2 separate regions of the Homo sapiens genome follow, and region 1 is linked to region 2. A link is an interaction called in ENCODE POLR2A ChIA-PET data of the cell type or tissue named here. Cell type or tissue: Panc1. All regions are shown on one strand. Links, peaks and the distances in the headings refer to the core of each region. The heading gives the core; the rest is flanking DNA. Region 1 holds the start of LOC102723639 (a long non-coding RNA gene). Region 2 overlaps LOC124903080 (a long non-coding RNA gene).

What was found. Peaks named below come from ENCODE experiments on the same cell type or tissue, not always from the same donor. Only the 100,000 strongest peaks of a DNase experiment are listed, where the experiment ranks them.
Region 1: POLR2A ChIA-PET joins it to region 2 with 10 read pairs; 2 of 35 experiments call an interaction of 5 or more read pairs at or near these places.

The regions. Positions count from the first base shown.
Region 1 is chr12:115,039,526-115,042,445 of GRCh38, forward strand. It overlaps LOC102723639 (a long non-coding RNA gene), which reads left to right and starts at 81. Exons shown (of 8, transcript XR_007063588.1): 1 at 81-1,274. In Panc1, for the core only: no CTCF peak of the experiment used is centred there; no DNase peak of the experiment used is centred there.
Region 2 is chr12:114,969,372-114,972,291 of GRCh38, forward strand. It overlaps LOC124903080 (a long non-coding RNA gene), which reads left to right. Exons shown (of 3, transcript XR_007063587.1): 3 at 110-490. Among named protein-coding and RNA genes, the nearest start is that of TBX3, 290 kb to the left of the region's middle. In Panc1, for the core only: no CTCF peak of the experiment used is centred there; no DNase peak of the experiment used is centred there.

The sequences.
Region 1 (2,920 bases), core at 280-2,779, 70 kb after region 2:
GATCGGCACACCTTGGCCTCCCAAAGTGCTGGAATTATAGGTATGAGCCACCGTGCCCTGCCCACTTTTTAGAAGTTGAAACTTGCTAATGGCTTTAAAGGAGAGGAAGATTTGTTTTTTTCTGCTTTATGTCTTCAGGTAGATTAGGTTTCAGAGTATTTTCCCAATTATAGGAGAACCAGACTGGAGCGCTCTCTGGGTTCACAATTTCTTTCCATGGCTGTGTATACGCTTCATGCATCCCTTCTCCTGACTCCCAACTTTGGGGACTCTGTGTCTCCTTCACCCTAACCCTGTAACCCTGTAAGCCTAGTGGGGCTGCCCATGTTGTCACTCCACCACTCCTGCCAGGCTTTTCATGGTCCTTTACTAGATTAGGTATGCAACTTTGGTTATGGATCACTTGATAAACATGGTAAGATGCAGATTCCCAGGCCAAACCACTAAAAATTCTGAATCAGTATGGTAAACTTGGAGAGGAGCTGGAATATATGCACATGTAATTCACATCCAAGATGGTCTTTGAGAAACACTTTGGGAAACATGGTCCTAGGATCTTGAAGCTAATGGTGCATGAGCCTAGAGCACCTATGGCCACTAGGCCACTTTCTCATTGCCTGGAGAAAGTCAGAGTTCAGGAAGACACAAGAAGGCAGCATGCAGAGAGAAGCAGAGTGAAGAAGTAAAGGAAAAAAGAGAATAGAATTTGAGTTCCTAGACACAGTGGTCTGTGAGGACAGCTCCACCCCTTTTCTTCCTGAGGCTTTAGTTGTATAAATCAGAGTGTTCTTTATTTCTTTCTAAATCTTGAACTTCTGTGACTTAAGAGGGCTACTCCGTAGATATGGGGAAGTACTGGTATACCGGCAGGTATAACTGGTTTATTTGCAACATAAATCTTTCCGAAAATATAATCCATAATATTCTGTAAGTAGACCAAGTATACTTAATAATACCAAGTATATCATCAAGTATATATTAAGTATATAACTTAGTAATACCAAGTATATCAAGCACAGTGGCTGGGTTATGCTGCAGTAAGAACCACCCTCCAAATCTCAGTGGCTTAACATGAGTTTCTTTCTTTCTCCTTTCTCATACTACATACACTACGCATATAGGCCGGAGGATTTCTGCTCCATGAAGTCTCTCAGAGATCCAGGCTGATACAGAGTTCATCTTAACAAGTGCTTTCGTAGTCACCACAGCAGTGGGAAATGAACATGGAAATCATTGATCATGGCTCTTAAAGTTTCTGTTCCAAAGTGACACAGGTACCTTCTGTTCATATTTCATTGGCCAAAGCAAAGCACACAGGTATGCCTATCCTCAAAAGAGGACAAGAAGTACAATTCTTCTAGGTGCCTGAAAAGAAAAGAATTAGAAATATTAGATTAGTGCCACTATTGCCTACTGCACCAGAGGAACTCAGTGATTTAAGATAGTTTTAACAAAGGATGAATAAAAATATGAGCTAGAATATATGACAGCCTGGGGTGGACCAGGCATTTTGCCTACATTATATTACTTAATAGGTACCCAGCAAGACAGATATGGCTACCCCCAATTCACAGAGGGGAAAACTGAGGATTAGAAAGTTTAGACAAGTGACCAAGTATACTCAGCCAATAAGTGATGGCTTTAGCTTTGAATCTGGCTTACTCTTTCCCCCAAACCCATACTTTTAACCACCATGATTTTATCATTTATTCAACACTTTCTTTCGGAAAACCCACATATTTTCAAAATGCCAGCATTAAGGAAGACATAAAGGTGACTCTTGAGGAGTTCACTGTCTGGCCACTAAAATATTCATGATCTGTCTTACATGGGGTGAGAATTAAAGCAGGGGAATCAGCAATAAAATCAGAGAGCCAGTATTAACACAATACATGATTTAGCTTTCTCAGAGATTAAATCTGGTGCTCAGCAGCTTATCAACTTTCTCTAGTGAGAGCCTGGTATAATCTCACTGTGAAAAAAAGGCTTCTGCTATCCAAACCCTCCCTGAAATGTTTCTTGATAATTTTAAAAGCCATGTTTTAAATAATATATATTATTATACAGCAAATATTCACTCCCTCCCTTTACTAATGTGGGCAGAGATTTTCTGCATGCTGCTAAGTTTGGGCTTGGTCATATGACTTGCTTTGGTCAGTGCAATGTTAGAGGGCATGATGTATGCATGAGTTCTTAAACATGCTTGCATGTTTTGGTTCAGGTTTTGAGCTTTCTTAATCCATGTTGAGAAAGACATGACTTAGGTAGTCACTGCCCTTTTATCTAGGACTCCAGAATAAACACACGTGCAGCGTATGTGGAGTCATGGAGCCAAGCCAGGCCCACGTCAGCTGAGCCGCAGTTGATTGCAGACCCATGAATGTGAGAATAAATGCTTGTAGCTATTAGTCACTGGATTTGTGGGATGGTTTGTTATGCAGCATTACTACAATAGCCGACTAATACACCATTTATCCTGCACGCTGGTGGGAGATGAAAGTTGAACCCAAGAACATTTCATGGGTCATTTATTTAGGACTGTTTAATCTGGAGAGGTGGAGTGGATCTCCAGATACTTCAAGGGGCCTGATGGTCTCTTGGCATAAGGAAGGGCACAAGACTGGCGATTAGGAACACTTGAATTCTAATCTCAATTTTGACTCACACACGCTGTTTGAAGATGGATATAAGTTATTCGCCTTTCTTGTTTTTATTGTTTTATTTTCTGTATAAGGGCTGGTCTAGATTGTAATGGCAAATAGGTCTAAATGACCACCAAGATTAATTAGTGATGGTTGTCTGAAGTCCTCACAAATTTGGAGGATGGATCTAGGCAAGGGATAAAAGTTCTGGAATTGATTATTGATGTCTGCCATGGGCACAGATTTTATTTTATTTTTTTCATTTCTTGCCCACTCTA
Region 2 (2,920 bases), core at 243-2,742:
GAAGCCTCACCCACAGTTTATAGATGGATTTCACTGAATCTCAGCCACTAACCACCTCATCATGCCTTCCAGATCACCTAAAATATATTTCTCAAACTCTGTTTCACAGAACGATAGTCCCAAGAGGTGGTCCTTGGCAAGCTGGTTCTGTAGTGGAAGAAGACTGGAAATGACTGCCTACCGCTGCTCTCACATGAAGTTTCTCACTCATCGGGAACCAAGGTGCTGCATAATGTCCTGATCTGCCAATCTTAGCATGTCACCTGCATCCAGAACAGCAGGAAGGAGAAAAGCAGAAGACCCTTTCCCTCTACAACAACATCCTAGAAATAACACACGACACTTCTATGCAAAACTTTATTGATGAAAACTCAGTCTGATGGCTGCTCTTGGCTATAAAAGGACTGAGAGAATTAGGTTTTCAGCCAGGACATAACTCTGGACTGTTAAAAGCCAGGGTTCTGGCCGGGCGCAATGGCTCACGCCTGTAATCCCAGCACTTTGGGAGGCCGAGGCGGGCGGATCATGAGGTCAGGAGATCGAGACCATCCTGGCTAACATGGTGAAACCCCGTCTCTACTAAAAATACAAAAAATTAGCCGGGCGTGGTAGCGGGAGCCTGTAGTCCCAGCTACTCGGGAGGCTGAGGCAGGAGAATGGTGTGAACTCGGGAGGCGGAGTTTGCAGTGAGCCAAGATCGCACCACTGCACTCCAGCCTGGGCGATAGAGCGAGACTCCATCTCAAAAACAGAACAAAACAAAACAAAACAAAACAGAAAACCCTGACATGATTCAGCTATTGGAAGGCTTTTAAAGTCTTTTTGACTGTAAATTTTCTGAATTCTAAATATAAATCAAGAATTTTCAACAAACTTGAGCATCCACATGTGATGTGTTATTGGCATAAGATATGCACTAGATTTTAAAAACTTAGGATGCAAAAAAATGTAAAGTGTCTCACTGATAAGTTTTATGTCTATTACGTGATGAAAGGATAATATTTTGGTTAAAATCACTTAAATATATTATTTAAACTAATTCTGTTACTTTTCACTTTTTAAAATGTGACTACTAGAAAATTTATTTATTTATTTATTTATTTATTTATTAATTATTGTTGAGACAGGGTCTTGCTCTGTCGCCCAGTATGGAGTACAGTGATGCGATCTTGGCTCACAGCAACCTCCATCTCCCATGCTCAAGTGATTCTCCCACCTCAGCCTCCTAAGTAGTTGGGACTACAGATGCACACCACCATGCCTAGCTAATTTTTGTAACTTTTTTGGTAGAGACGGGGTTCTTGCATGTTGTCCAGACTGGTAGAAAATTTAAAATTACAAACGTGGGTTTCCTTAGATTTCTACTGTACAGTGCTGGGCTAGAGTGTAGTAAGTCACTGAAGAAAGACCATTTCACAAGTCTGTTCTTTCTGCTGTAAATGAGGTACCAACTGAATCATCTCTGGTTGTAGCATGAACCCAGCACATTCAATGACAATGGGATGAACAAAGGAATATACATGCATACATGAAATGCAATATTTTTTCATTTCTAGGCTTCACTGCAGTTGCTGAAATCTGGCATCTCATGTGAGAGGCTCCCCTGGGTCTTTCACATGTTGTCAGAGATTCCATAGTTTATCACCTGAAATATTTTTCTTGTATTGTGTACCTCCTGGCAAGATCTTAAGTTGACATCAACTGAGAAATAAGGAAGTAAGAAATACTGTACTTTACTTCACTCATCTATTCAACAAGTAGTAATGGACTCTCTACTATACACCCAATACTGTTCTAGAAGAATATTGATTCAATGGTGACCACTCCAGACACGGTTCCTACCCTCCTGGGGCTTATCTTCTATTGAGAAACCAAACAAATAACAGAAAACATGTAGACCCTTTAATTAAGAAATTTACCCCAGAGGGTCTCACTTTTGGCCGGGCATGGTGGCTCACACCTGTAATCCTAGCACTTTGGAAGACCAAGTCAGTTGGATCACATAACGCCAGGAGTTCACGATCAGCCTGGCCAACATGACAAAACCCTGTCTCTACTAAAAATACAAAAATTAACCAGGTGTGATGGCATGTGCCTGTAGTCCCAGCTACTCCGGAGGCTGAGGCAGGAGAATTGCTTGAACCCAGGAGGTGGAGGTTGGAGTGAGCCGAGATTGAGCCACTGCACTGCAACCTGAGCAATAGAGTGAGAACTTGTCTCAAAAAAACAAAGAAAGAAAGAAAGGAAAAAGAAACTTATCTGCTGTATTTCCTTCCCCATGATCTTTCATATATTACCTTCACTGAGACTATTTTTTCTTTTCTATCTTCTCCTTCCTGGTAAGTTTTGGGAGAATCAAGGAAGCAATTTCTGATGAAGTCTTTGTTATGACACAGATAGGCTCCTGGGGGAACCTAAGAAAGTAAGCCACAAGATGGCCCCAGAATTAGACACTGCTGCCCAACATTCGTGCGACTTCTCCATCTCCAGTTCTTGACAGACGATCAAGACTAGTCACCAGGAGAACTGACTGTGGTTCTTTAAAGGAGCATATAATTATAATGCTTGGTACTTAAGGGATGTCTTTTATTTCAAGCTCTTTCAGCACCTAAGGAGTTTTAACTCCATAATCTTGGCAGCTTTTCATTACATTACTTTTTTTCCATCAAATTGTACAAGGACCTACTTGAACAACTTTTTTTTTTTTTTTTTTTTTTTTTGAGATGGAGTCTCCCTCTGTCACCCAGGCTGGAGTGCAGTGGCGTGAACTCGGCTCACTGCAAGCTCCACCTCCCGGGTTCATGCCATTCTCCTGCCTCAGCCTCCCGAGTAGCTGGGACTACAGGCGCCTGCCACCAAGCCCAGCTATTATTTTATTTTTTATTTTTAGTAGAGACGGGGTTTCACCATGTTAGCCAGG